2 separate regions of the Mus musculus genome follow, and region 2 is linked to region 1. Evidence: chromatin contacts called from ENCODE Hi-C or POLR2A ChIA-PET data. All regions are on one chromosome and are shown on one strand. Each heading gives the region's core, a stretch centred on a gene start or an enhancer-like site at or near the end of the contact. The rest is flanking DNA. Distances are from core to core; before and after follow the strand shown. Region 1 holds the start of Dip2b (disco interacting protein 2 homolog B). Region 2 overlaps 5330439K02Rik (a long non-coding RNA gene).

Region 1 (6,666 bases), core at 2,642-5,141:
GTTGAAGGCAGAGAATGAGAAGCAGCCAGCTGGGTAGTGGATATGTGCATATTCAGCCTCTTTAGGGGTTAGGAGGAAAGCAGATCTGTTGGGGAGGAAAGAGTGTCCCCTGAGCGCTTCTGATCATCTATTGCTGGGTAGCTGACCACCCTGTGTCCTGTGAGAAAGCAACGGGATTTAAGCATGTCACAGGAATTGGGGCAGAGCATGGCAGGGAGGGCTGCACATAGCCTGGGCCTCAGAACACTTTCAGATCTGGGCTGGAGTCAGGTGAAGTCTTCAGCCTGGGGAAGGACCTGGGTTTAGTTAGAGTTGCTACACAAAACACCTCACGTGACCTGCCCTGTGGCTTGGACTTCTCCTATGTGGCTTGTGATAGGAGGTAGAGTAAGGAGTGTGTGTGTGTGTGTGTGTGTGTGTGTGTGTGTGTGTGTAGGGTTCAGAGAGCTGTAGGAGAGATTCCTTGGAGGTCTATTTGAGAGCAAGCTTGGCTACTAGGACTGACTCCCGAGTACATCATACCAGGTCACTACTGCCATATCTTATTGGTCAAAGCAGTCATGTGCTCCTTCAGATCCAGGGACTTACTATGTAGTTCAGATGGGCCTCAAGCTCACTGGGCTCCTCCTGCCTCAGTTCCCCTTGAGGTAACATTCCCACCGTGCAGTCCTTGGATCTCATTTTGTTTCTTTTTGAAGATTTGTTTTTTTTTACTTATAGATCTGTTTGTGTCTGTATGTGCATACCACACATGGATGATCTTGGAGGCAGAGGACAACACCAGAGATCCCTTAGAGTTTGAGCTGCAGGTGCCTGCAGTGGGTGCTAGTCCTTTAGAGGAGCAGCAAGCAATATTAATTAATGATTTTTAAAAAAAGGGTTCTTTATTTTAAGTATATGAGTACACTGTAGCTATCTTCAGACACACCAGAAGGGGTGTCAGATCTCATTACTGGGGATTAATCTCTCTAGCCCCTTCCTTTCTTTAAGGATTTATATATTCATTTTTATATGTGTGAGTGTTTTGCCTTCATATGTGGTCCCTCAGAGGCCAGAAGAGGGCCTTAGAGCTCTTAGAACCGGATTGTGGAGGGTTGTGAGAAACCGTGTGGTTGCTAGAAACTACACCTGAGTCCTCTGGAAGTCAAAAGATGCTCTTAATCATTGAGCTAGCCCATTTCTTTCTTTCTTTTTTTTTTTTTTAAGATTTATTTATTTATTATATGTAGGTACACTGTAGCTGTCTTCAGACACTCCAGAAGAGGGAGTCAGATCTCCTTACAGATGGTTGTGAGCCACCATGTGGTTGCTGGGATTTGAACTCCGGACCTTCGGAAGAGCAGTCAGGTGCTCTTACCCACTGAGCCATCTCACCAGCCCGAGCTAGCTCATTTCTTAACAGTGGTTTTTAAATATATATATATATTTATTTATTTAATGTGTGTACACGTGTGTGTGTGTGTGCGTGTGTGTGTGGAGGTCAGAAGTTCATTTTTGGGTGTCAGTCTTTTCTTTCTACCATGTGGATTCCAGGCACTGAACACAGGCTGTCCGTCAGACTAGAAACCCACTGAGCCATCTTGCTGTTTGGATCTCATTTCTTGATGGAAGGTGTCATGAATTAATAGTCTTTTTTTCATTAGTATTTTTAAAGATGTATTTATTTTATTTATATGCATGCACTGTAGCTGTCTTCAGACACACCACAAGAGGGCATAGGATCCTATTACAGATGGTTGTGAGCCACCATGTGGTTGCTGGGGATTGAACTCAGGACCTCTGGAAGAACAGCCAGTGCTCTTAACTGCGGAGCCATCTCTCCAGCCCCCAAATCATTAAGTAGTCTTAAACTAAACCGAGATGAGACAACTCCAGAGTAAGAGTACTTCCTCAAGGCCTCACTACAGATTCCTGCAAGTTCTTCTCTGATTTCCACATGGGCATTCTCTCTCTCTCTCTCTCTCTCACACACACACACACACACACCCATACACTAAATAAATTCATACATAAATAATACTAGGTGCAATTGAACAAATTGGTGGATCTTGGGGCTTCCGGAATGTCATGGAGTCAAGAACTTTACATGGGATTACATCCGTAGCACTCATTAGCTCAGTTCAGAGGTAATCTCAACGTCTTGCCCCTAAGCAGCTTTGAGCTCACGCTTCTTTCCCTCCCTCCCTCCTTCTTTCCTTTATGGTGGCTTTGAGATAACATCTCTCTATGAGTCCTGGCCCGCCTAGAACTCGAGACAGAGCAGACTGATTTTGAATTTAGCTCCTCAGTTTATGTAATGTTGGGGATTGACTCCTGGGCTCCCTGCTTCTAACATCCCCAGCTTCCATTTTGGAGCACCTTGGAAAGAAAGAGACACTAGGATCCCCTCAGGCTGTGTGTGCCACCCCCCCCCCCCCCATGCACACAGTGGGGAAAAAAATCATAAATCAGTTGTCTCCCTGTGACAAAATTTCAATACTAAACACAAAAGTTACAATGTAAAATAAAGATCTTAATAGTTTTTGGTAAGAATACAGGAATGTAAAATTTGAAATGTAAATAAAGAAAATAATAATAATAAAAGAGGGGAAAAAGAATACAGGGATTTTTTTTTTTTGGCCTTCCTTATATATACTAAACTAGAATGAGTACTTTTGGACTACATATAGGTTACATACTGAGGTGGCTAAAAAAAAAAAAAAAAAAGCTATCCCCAACTCCCCATCAAGCTAGGGCACGTCTTTGATTCCAACACTCAGCAAGGAGGCAGATGAAAGTGGATCTTTGTCCTTTGTCGGTTGAGTAGAGAGTTCCAGGTCAGGCAAGACTGCATAAAGAGATGTCTTTCTTTCTTTCTTTCTTTCTTCTTCTTCTTCTTCTTCTTCTTCTTCTTCTTCTTCTTCTTCTTCTTCTTCTTCTTCTTCTTCTTCTTCTTCTTCTTCCTCCTCCTCCTCCTCCTCCTCCTCCTCCTCTTCTTCCCCTTCCCCTTCCTCTTCCCCTTCCTCTTCCTCTTCCTCTTCCTCTCCTCCCCCTCCCCTCTCCGTTCCTCGCTCCTCCAGACAGGGTCTTAACTGTGTAGCCCTGGCTGAATAGGAATTCACTATGTAGACCAGGCTGGCCTCAAACTCAGAGATTAGCCTGCTTCTGCCTCTTGTGTGCTGGGATAAAAGGCGTGCACCATTATACCGAATGCGGTGTATGTAGCCGTGTGTGTAGAGGTCTGCAGAGGTCCTCAAGCTGGCATTAGACGCCCAGTGCTGAGAACTGAGCTTAGGCCTTCTGCAGAAGCAGCCAGCGATTGTAACAATGAAACCATGTCCCCAACCCCTATTCCCACAGAAGTTCTTTTTATAAGTCTTTAGGAGTCAAGGCAAGATGAAGCAAGTTCGACTGTGATCTTTTTTCTTGTGTTTTGAGACAGGTCTCATGTAGCCCAGGCTGGCTCTCACTGAGGAGAGAATGACCTTGAACTTCAGATCCTCCGGTTTCCACCTCCTGAGTGCTGGGATTACAAGAAGCACCGAAAAAGAAATCAAAGAGTTGTTGGCAGGCATAATCCAGAATCTGGGGTAGATGAAGGATGTGGCCTGTAGGCAGGTCCATCAGGGAAAATGGGGGAAAAGACATGACAGATGCATGCTCTCCCGAGTGAGAGGGACTGGAAGAAGTAAGGGCAACGTCCCGGAGTCCTCTTGCTTGAGAGTTTGTGGAAGGTAGGCGTCATATGCAGCAGGTGCCGCATCTTCCCAAGGAGAGCAGAGCAGGCGACGGCAGCCTGCGCTCTCCAAGATCCGCGGTAGAGGGCGCTGTAGCCACGCCCGTCCTGCGTCTCCGGGGCGGGACGAGCTCCAGGCCGGGGGGCGGGGCCGCACGCTCACGTGACCCTCGCTCATGGCGGCGGCGGCGGCGGCGGCAGCGGCAGCGCCGGCGGCTCTCGGCGGCTGGAGCCGGATCCTGTAGCCGGGGTGTGGGCCCGCGTCAGTCCGTCCCTCCTTCGGCCCCCTCTCGTCTTCCGGAGTGTGGCTGGCGCAGCCGCGATGGCGGAGCGAGGCCTGGAGCCGTCGCCGGCCGCGGTGGCCGCGCTGCCCCCCGAGGTGCGGGCGCAGCTGGCTGAGCTGGAGCTGGAGCTGTCTGAGGGTAGGCGAGCGCGCGGCGGGCCGGGCGAGCGGGCGAGCGGGCGGCGGCCTGTGGGCGGCTGGGCTGGCGGGGCTCGCCGCTCCCCACCCGCGAAGCGCGGCTGGGCTTTCATTGTTGTCCCTGGGGGGCCCCGCAGGACCCGGGGACGGGTCAGCTGGAGACAAAGCTGCGCCCTCCGGCTGACACCTTGCCCCTCTGCTGCCTTGCTCCCGAAGGGCCGCTCGCCTGTCCCCTCGCTCCGGCTTCAGAACGAGGCGCAGGGGGACGCCGCAGCTGCACGTCTTCCTGCTTCTCTAACAATGCGAGGTGCCTCACCAGTGACAGGCGTGAGAAAGGAGCGGGGGAGCCATTGAGGGTCCGAGGGAGGTCGGAAGCGGTGGCGCTAACCCAGAGACCCCCCGATCCGCTGCCTCTAGACCGCCTCTGTCCTTGGGAGCAGCAGGCTTTTCTTGCCACCTGCATTCAGTCTAGGTTTTCCTATCTGGTCACCTTTTGGAGTCTTTGTAGAGGTGGCTACCGGGTACATGCAAATCCTGGCCGGCACCCTCTTTCTTTTGACAATGGATTGGTACAGGGAGGGTTGGGTTTGTGTAGATAATTTCAAACATGGACTAAATCTGGGCTCTGTTACAAGAGAAGTGCCTTGGATAACAATGAGGACCTCAATGCCGGCTGTGGGCATGTGGTCAGGCGAATGTGCTGTGGAGATCAGCTTCTCTGTAAAGTTCCTGTTTTTATCGCAGGCGGCCTCTGAACAAAAGCAGCATTTTCTCCGCGCTTGGTTTCCGTACACTTCGCTGATGTCTCCAGAGTTGCATATTGTTGAATTCCTTGCCAAAGACCCTCCCCAGTATTTTTCAAGTTCACTAAAAACTGTTGATTGGAAAAGAGTAAGGAATGTGATCAAGTTCCCAGGAGCGTTCTAGTTCCGACTTTTTGTTAACTTGTCACGACACTGGGCTTTTTCAAACCTTTTTGAGAATCACTTATAGTGAAAAGCCAGAAGTGCGTTTGAGTGTCACAGATCTTACTCGATTGAAGGAAATAATTAATTTTAATAACCCTTTAAGGCTTTCCCAATGTGTAGGGTGGTGATCTTTTCACCTGCATGCAATTATCAACATATTACTTTTCAATTAATCAGTGGGGAAGCGTTTAGGAAGATAGGAAACCTTTGGGTTGCTTGCCCGGTGATACCTTTGGTTACAATATTTACCAGATTTAAAAAAAAAAAAACATTTGAAGTAGTTTATTAAAATATATTTCCCTTAAGGTTTTGTTTTTTTCTTGTCATCTTCTTGTGAAAGTGTTGCCACCGAGTGTGACGAATTCCATTCAGATCTTTTAAAACAGTTCTGTATTTACTTTCAGTAACAAATCAGCTATAGCTTTCATTAGCCAGAATGGGAGGTTTCCCTGGATGTTTGCATGAGGGGGAGATTAAAAATAGGACCTGATTGCTTTCACCGGGAAAGGGAAATCCTGGGTGCTCCCCTTGGTATGGATCTGCTCCACACGATTATTGTTTACAGCTCTTGGTGTTTCTAGACATCTTTGGAAGGCTCTTTCTAGGTTCCACTACTGACTAGCTCACCCTACTCCCTGAAAAGGTGTGAAAGTCTTAGAAACTGGGAATGCCAGGGTTTAAATGTTTTGTTTTTTTTTAAGGACCAGTGAATTGGTTATTCTTCCACGCAGGATACTTTGATTGGCACACGACTTAGTTTAAATTTCTCTCTTAAGGATTTGTACTGCATTGTCCTGCATCTTATGTCTTTGCACTCTAGAAGAAAATAGCAGTTGAGGAACCTTGAGCCTGCAGTGTCAGCGTATTGGCCATCTGTCTGTCCTGCTTCAAGTACACAGATGGTTGGTTAGAGATGTAGGAAGATGCTATCCAGAGTTCAAGTTATAAAAATAAATCAGGGATCCCCAGATCTGTGGTAGTGTTTGTGACATCTGCAGCATATTTTGAACTAATCTCGTTCCCTTTTTTTTTTAATGTTTTCTTCATAATTACTGTTCTGACAGAAAAACTTTGCCTCGCCCCCTCCCCCACTCAAGCCTTTGTCCCGACTTGCTGACGTTGGTGAGTTCCTTCTTTCCGTTGCTGGTTTTTGTAGGTTCAGGCTCTACTCGGTTCTAAAGATAGGGAGAGTCTGAGCAAAGGACTGTTAGAGCATTTTCTTTGTGCGTGTGTTCTGCTGCAGGCTTTGGTCACAGATCAGCCGCTCTGCTGAGATGCAGGTCCCTGCCTCCTCTGGGTTGTTTGCCGCAGAGCACGGTGCAGAGCCCTGTGTGGTGGGTCTGCTGGTACAGGCTGCTCACCGTGGACCTCTTCTGCCCTGACAGCCTGGAACTGTCTGGGGAACCATTTAGAAAATGAACTTACACGTTAATTTCTTGATAGATGAGTTGGATAGGGTTCTTATCTTAGTCTCTGTTTATTTTCTCAGGAGCTTCACGTGCCATCTGCCACCCCACAGTGTAGTGGGGCTCATTGAGAATTGTTTCCTTTAATCTGTCCTT
Region 2 (6,441 bases), core at 3,608-6,107, 410 kb after region 1:
CCAGCTGGTCTACAAACTGAGTTCCAGGACATGGAACTACATGGAGAAACCTGGTCTCAAAAAAAAAAACAAAACAAAACAAAACAGATCAAGTGGAGAGAAACTGAGAAGAGACCCGATATTGACCTCTGGCCTCCACGGGCATACACACAACACACATCTGGGCAGAAGACTAGCCTGCCTCGTGCTAGCCTGTCAAACTCAGTGAACTCACAACAAACTACAAGTTACTACCTCTGACAGGAAAAGAGGCTCACAGTTCCCACAGGCTCCATCCCCCCACCCCCACCCCCACATGTCAGGTAATCCGCAGTTTAAACTGGGCAGAGCTGCCAACTGAGCCCCCTTCTCCTGGAAGATCCGCCCCCCCCCCCCCCCCCCCCGCCAGCCGTTGCTTAGCTCTCCTTCCTGTAAGTCACACTGTTGGTTCTCTGTCCCAGAGCTTGTGGGACACACTGCCAGTCTTCTCTACAGAGGCTCTGGGGTTTCTGAGGGAAACAGGAAAAAAAAAAAAAAAAGGTATTTTAACATGTAGTGTCCTCAGTTGTGCTCAGAGTCACGATGTAGTCAAGGACAACGTTGCATTTCTGATCCTCCCGCTGCCTCCTCCTCCCAGTGTTGGGATTGCAGGTGTGTAACCAACACACCCAGTTTATAGGGGTTTGGGATGAACCCAGGGCTTCAAATGCTACCGTCTGAACTACACTTCCAACCCTACAAAAGATATTTTTAGAGAACACAAATATGAACCGCCACACTCCCCTTATACTCCAGGTTCTAAATCTTAAATAAATAAATAAAAATAAATTAAGTAATACCTACCCAGTCTAATCCAAAGAAAAAGCATAAAGTTATCACTAGTACTTTAGGCTATTTTTAAGCTGAAACTTCTGGCTAGTCAGATGTCAGTTTTAGGAACTTAAATCACACTGTTTTGTTTACCTTAATGACAGAACGTCTCCACCTGCTGAGTTTCATCCTCTTGCAGAGCAGAGTGCAGGTCAGAGTTCACGGAGTGATGGGCACAGGGTTGTGAGCCACAAGTTAAGAACCAAGTGCAACAAGACGCTTTCCCCCAAATGACAGTGCATCTCCTCTGTATCAGAAACTGCTGGGCCACAGGGAGAGGAGAGACGCTCACAGAGATCCCCCTGCCTCAGCCTCCTGAGCGCTGGGATGAAAGAAGCACACTCGGTGAGTTCGAGCCTGGTCTGCATAGTGAGTTTCAGGACAGCCAGGGATAGTAGTGACACCCCATTTAAATACATATATATATATATATATATTTCAAAGAATTTATGAAAAAAATGGGATGTTGGGTATGGTGGCACACACCTTTAATCCCTGCATTACACAGACAGGCCTAGTCTCAAAAAACAAAAACAAAATAAATGAGAAAACAATATTTTTCAGTTCATCATGTCTGTGCACGTGTATCCAAGTGTTCCATGCCTGTCACACAGCAATGGGGAGTGGAGGGTGAGAGAGGGGAACACCTGAAGCCTGTTGGCTTGCTAGAGTATCCAGATCTATGTGCTTTGGGTTAGTGAGACCTGTCTCTCAAAAACATTAAGTATAAGCCTTTGATTCCTACACTACAGGCAGAGACAGGAAGATCTCTGTGAGTTTGAGGCCAGCCTGGTCTACATAGTGAGTTCCAGAACGGCTAGGGATATGCAGAGAGATCTTGTGTCAGAAAACAAACAAAGAAGAAAGAAAGAAAAAGAAGAGAGGAAAAAGAAGACACCAAACACCTACCTTTGGCCTTCACACACGTGTATTCACGTGAGCATAACCATGTGAATAACTTCTACACTAACAAGAACGCACACAACCTACACACAACACGCGTGCATCAGTTCATGCCCCCCACCCCCGCAAAGAAAGCCCAAGCAAACCTTTGTGGGGGTGGAAGGAGCTTGGTGAGTGAAATGCTTGCCTTGTGCCCAGACCCCACATTAAGAAGCTGACACAGTGGCACATGCTTGCCGTCCTGTGACCTGGGAGGCAGGGAGGGCTCCCATCTCAGAAAACAAGGTGCTTTCATATCAATGAGATAAAACACGTGACCAAGGCAACAGAGAAGAGTGCATTTGGGCTTATGGTTCCAGAGCGTTAGAGGGAAAGCGTGGCAGTGAGCACTAGGCTGGAAGCTGCGGCAGGGAGCAAGGCACTCACGTCCTCAGCTGCAATCCCAAAGGCAGAGCAGACAGGAAGGAGACGAGGCTGTTTAGTTCCGAACCTGTCCCTCAGCCATGCTGCGCCAACTGGGGACCAGGTATTCAAACCACCACAGATGGCTTTTGAAGAGTGACACCTGGGGTTGTTCTCTGGCTTCCCTACACACATGAACACACATATGCACACTCACACGCACACACACACATCCACCGCACACACATATATGCATGCGCACACGTGCTATATACATAATTTAAAATAAAATCTCAATAAAACTACATTTTATGAGTTGGCATAGGAACCCTGCTTTTCCTTGCATATCCCTGCAACCTCAGTGCATGTGTTGCAGAGTGCTCTATTGTATTTATTTGTTTACTTTGGTTTTGTTGAGACAGGGTTTCAGTGTGTATCCCCAGTTGTCTTCAAACTCCTAAGTAGACTAAGTAGACTAGGCTGGCCTCAAACTCACAGAGATCTGCCTCCCTCTGACTCCTGAGCTCTGGGATTAAAGGCCCACACCATCATGACAGGCAAAAACTTCACTCTTGATCCAGGGCAGGGATTTACAACATTTGGCTAATGTCCCCTTTGGGATCCAACAACCCTTTCACATAGGCTGCCTAAGACCATCGGAAAACATAGATATTTACATTACAAATCATAACAGTAGCAAAATTTCTGTTATGAAGTAGCAACAAAAATAATGTTATGGCTGGGGTCACCACAGCGTGAGGAAGTGTATTAAAGGGTTGCCGCTTTACTTTAGAGAGGTTGAGAACTGAAGATCTAGGAGATTTGTACAGAGACAGCAAATGCACTTGGTTTTTATTCTAGCACATGGTGGCTGTGTCTTTTCCGCATTGACTAGGATAAGACCTCACAGTCTTATTTATTAGTCTACTCTTATTATTTTTTTTTTAAGATTTCTTTTTTTCCGAGACAGGGTTTCTCTGTGTAGCCCTGGCTGTCCTGGAACTCTGTAGACCAGGCTGGCCTCGAACTCTCAAAGATTTATTTATTTATTATATATGAGTTCACTGTTGCTGTCTAGAAACACACGCATCAGATCTCATTGCAGATGGTTGTGAGCCACCGTGTGGTTGCTGGGATTTAAACTCAGGAGCAGTCAGTGTTCTGAACCACTGAGCCATCTCTCCAGCCCTAGCCTAGTCTAGTCTTAAAAGAACTCGTGCATAGGAATTGAAGATGGAGAAAGGGGGTGGCAGATCCAGGTCATCGAGTTCCCAGAATGAAGCAGGGTCTGTTGTGTAAACAAAGATTTTACCAGGTCATGGGGACTAAAATATGTGCACAGAAGTCTTATGAGGTAAGAAAGAAGGTTTGCGTTCTTTGCCCTAAACACAAGTTTTATAATATTTGGTGGCAGAGACTCATGTTTAATATGACTAACACTATTAATCATGGACTTTGAGGTTTCAGAATCCCTTACTGAGGCTGGAGAGATAGCTCAGTGGCTGAAGGTCCTGAGTTCAAATCCCAGCAACCACATGGTGGCTCACAAACATCCATAATGAGATCTGATGCCCTCTTCTGGTGTGTCTGAAGACAGCTACAGTGTACTTAGATATAATAATAAATAAATCTTTATAAAAAAAAAACTCTCTTCCTCTCCCCTCACCTCCAACAGGTATAGCTGGGTGGTGGTGGCACACACCTTTAATTGGAGGCAGAGGCAGAGGCAGAGGCAGAGGCAGAGGCAGAGGCAGAGGCAGAGGCAGAGGCAGAGGCAGAGGCAGAGGCAGAGGCAGAGGCAGAGGCAGAGGCAGAGGCAGAGGCAGAGGCAGAGGCAGAGGCAGAGGCAGAGGCAGAGGCAGGTGGATCTCTGTGAGTTGGAGGCCAGCCTGATCTAGAGAGTGAGTTCCAGGCCAGCTGGGGCTATGCAGAGAGGCCCCGATTCAAAACAAACAAAAAAATAATTTATGTTTGTGCATATATCTATATAGACATAGATACACTTACCTGTGTAAGTACAAACATGTGTTATATGTATTTCTATACAATACATACATGCGCAACAGAATCTTCCCTTTAGGGTGGAAGCTCATTATATTCCTTGTTTTAAAATGTCCCATGGCAGGAAATGCCTGCTTACCACAACGCCGCTGGCTCTCTGTAACTTGGCCAAAGTATCTACCTGATTACAGTATCTCTAGATGATAACATTTTGCTACTGCATGGGGAGGCCTGACAGCGATCTCCTTATCACTGGGGGGAAAGAAAGCCAGTAAATGCCTTTGAGTCAGATCAGATCCAGAACCCAACTGCAGCTAACCTAGAGGCAGCTCAGTTTCCCTGTCCTCTGATAGCCCCTAAAGACAGTAGCCTGGACCAGCGTGGGTTCGATCCGAGAAGAAAAGCTACCAGTCATGACGCGTAAGGGTGCTTGTCACAGAGCTATGACCTTAAACAACATGAAAGCTGGTGTTGGGGGCGGGGGCGGGGGTGGGGGGGTGGGAGGGAAGGAGAGGAAGCAAGGGAGGGAGGGGGTGTTTGTGTGGCGCGCGCGCGCGCGCGCGTGTGTGTGTGTGTGTGTGTGTATGTGTGTGTGTGTGTGTGTGTGTGTATTCACCGGCAGAGAAGGTGGGTTTCCTGCTTTATAGCCCTCTCGCCTCATTTCCTTGCGACAGTCCCTCCCTCACTGACCCGGGATTGGCTGGCAAGCAGCAAGCATTCTCTTGTCTCTAAAGCCCACAGCGCTGCGTCACGGGCATGCATAGCCACGCCCATCTTTTTCCCTGGGCGCTGCAGACTTTCTGGGTTTTGCTGCCCATATTCACAGCAAGCCTTAACCTATTTTGGTCCGTCCTTGTCTAGAAACACCTCCACAGACACTGAGAAGTGCAGTTCGCTAACAGCTCCTCAGCGTTCCTGTGTCCTAGACTAAGTACTGCAGACTCTAACTAGTCTACAGTTGCTTCTCTTATCCGAAGCCTCAGTTTCCCCTGCAGTGAAATGAGGGGATTTTAAAGTCATTTTAGAACACTGGCAGTCAGGCCAGCATACATGAACCAAGGCCACTGCCTCCCAGCCGGTCTGCCTCTGCTGTGGAGGGCGGTCTTTCCATTTCATTTTCTGCTTGTTCAAATGCAAACAAACAAGGGAACAAATATGTAAATAGAGCAAGAAGCTTGCCTTCTTAAAGGGTATTCGGTTTCCATACAAACAGAGAAGCCAGGCGTTTAACAGTAAAGCCGGAAAGGAAAGTGGAAATCAAGATCGCAGGAAGGTTACGGAGTGTTCAGAGTCCCCCGGGAAACGAGACGGAAATGGGGATTGGTGGTGTTATGCCTGCCTGGTGTGTGTGGCACTGAAAACTCATCACTGAGAAACGTGATGCAGGAATACAAGCCCCTGTTGCAAACCTGCTGGCTTTTACCTAGGTAAGTACGATCAAACCTTCAGACAGAGCTGGCGATGCCAACCGGCACTGCCTGCTCCCCAGAGGACCTGGGTTTGATTCCTAGCACAACCACCTGTAACTCTGGTTTCAGGGGATCGGATGCCTTCTTCTGGCTTCCTCGGACAAAGTGTGCACATGGTATACAGACATACACCCAAGGAAAACACCCATAAAATAAAGAAAAAGAAAAACTATCAAATGTTTAATCCTGTTTTTATTTGCATATTTAGGGGACGGTGGCTGTCTGTTGAGGGGTTTTCTTTTGTCAAGCCTGGGGTTTGGTGTATGCTAGACAAGCACTCTACAGCTGAGCTATACCCTGGCTCAAAAGATTGCTTCTCCTCAAATAAAATAAAATAAAATAAAATAAAAATATAAATAAATCAATTGGTCACAATTTACTTTAAGGCCTGAAAACATTGAGTGATCAAAGTGAAACCATGGTAGCTAGGCAGAGTGGCACACACTTGGCATCCTGGCACACCAGGAGCTGAGACGAGAGCATCGTGAGTTCAAGACCACCCTGAGCTACAGTGCTTGCAGGACACTGTCAAAAAATATTAATTTTTGTTATTGCTTTTGTGGTACTGGGGTCTAAATTTGGCAGCTTGTTCTCCCTTGGCAAGCACTCTACCACCAAACTATAACTGAGCTCTTGGGATTTCTTAAAGTTGGTAAATGTGATATAAAACTTTTAAAAAATATAGTCATCAAGTTGGCTCAGTGGTAAGTGCACTTGTCACACAAGTGTCACGACCTGAGTTCTAGTCCCAGAATCCACAGTGGAGCTAGGAGAACTGACTCCCTCAAAAACTGTCTATTTGTTTATTTTTCAAGAG

What was found. A loop is a pair of places that touch in the nucleus more often than their neighbours do. ChIA-PET counts read pairs that join two places held with the same protein, here RNA polymerase II (POLR2A).
Region 2: a map of Patski shows a loop between it and region 1 (2.2-fold over the local background). The contact joins the enhancer-like site here to the promoter of Dip2b in region 1. A Hi-C loop is called at or near these places in 8 of 37 maps with a recorded cell type or tissue (Patski, heart and left cerebral cortex). POLR2A ChIA-PET finds 5 or more read pairs at or near these places in 1 of 5 experiments (embryonic stem cell).

The regions. Positions count from the first base shown.
Region 1 is chr15:100,034,773-100,041,438 of GRCm38, forward strand. Dip2b (disco interacting protein 2 homolog B) reads left to right here and starts at 3,892. Exons shown (of 38, transcript NM_001159361.2): 1 at 3,892-4,137. The coding sequence starts at 4,038.
Region 2 is chr15:100,438,855-100,445,295 of GRCm38, forward strand. 5330439K02Rik (a long non-coding RNA gene) reads right to left here. Exons shown (of 3, transcript XR_001781773.2): 2 at 943-1,171; 3 at 390-488. Among named protein-coding and RNA genes, the nearest start is that of Gm5475, 19 kb to the left of the region's middle. Within about 2 kb of position 4,858, at least 3 of the 3 ENCODE cell types and tissues checked have a DNase peak (open chromatin) inside an H3K27ac peak, as active enhancers do; they include heart and left cerebral cortex, where a contact is called at or near this core.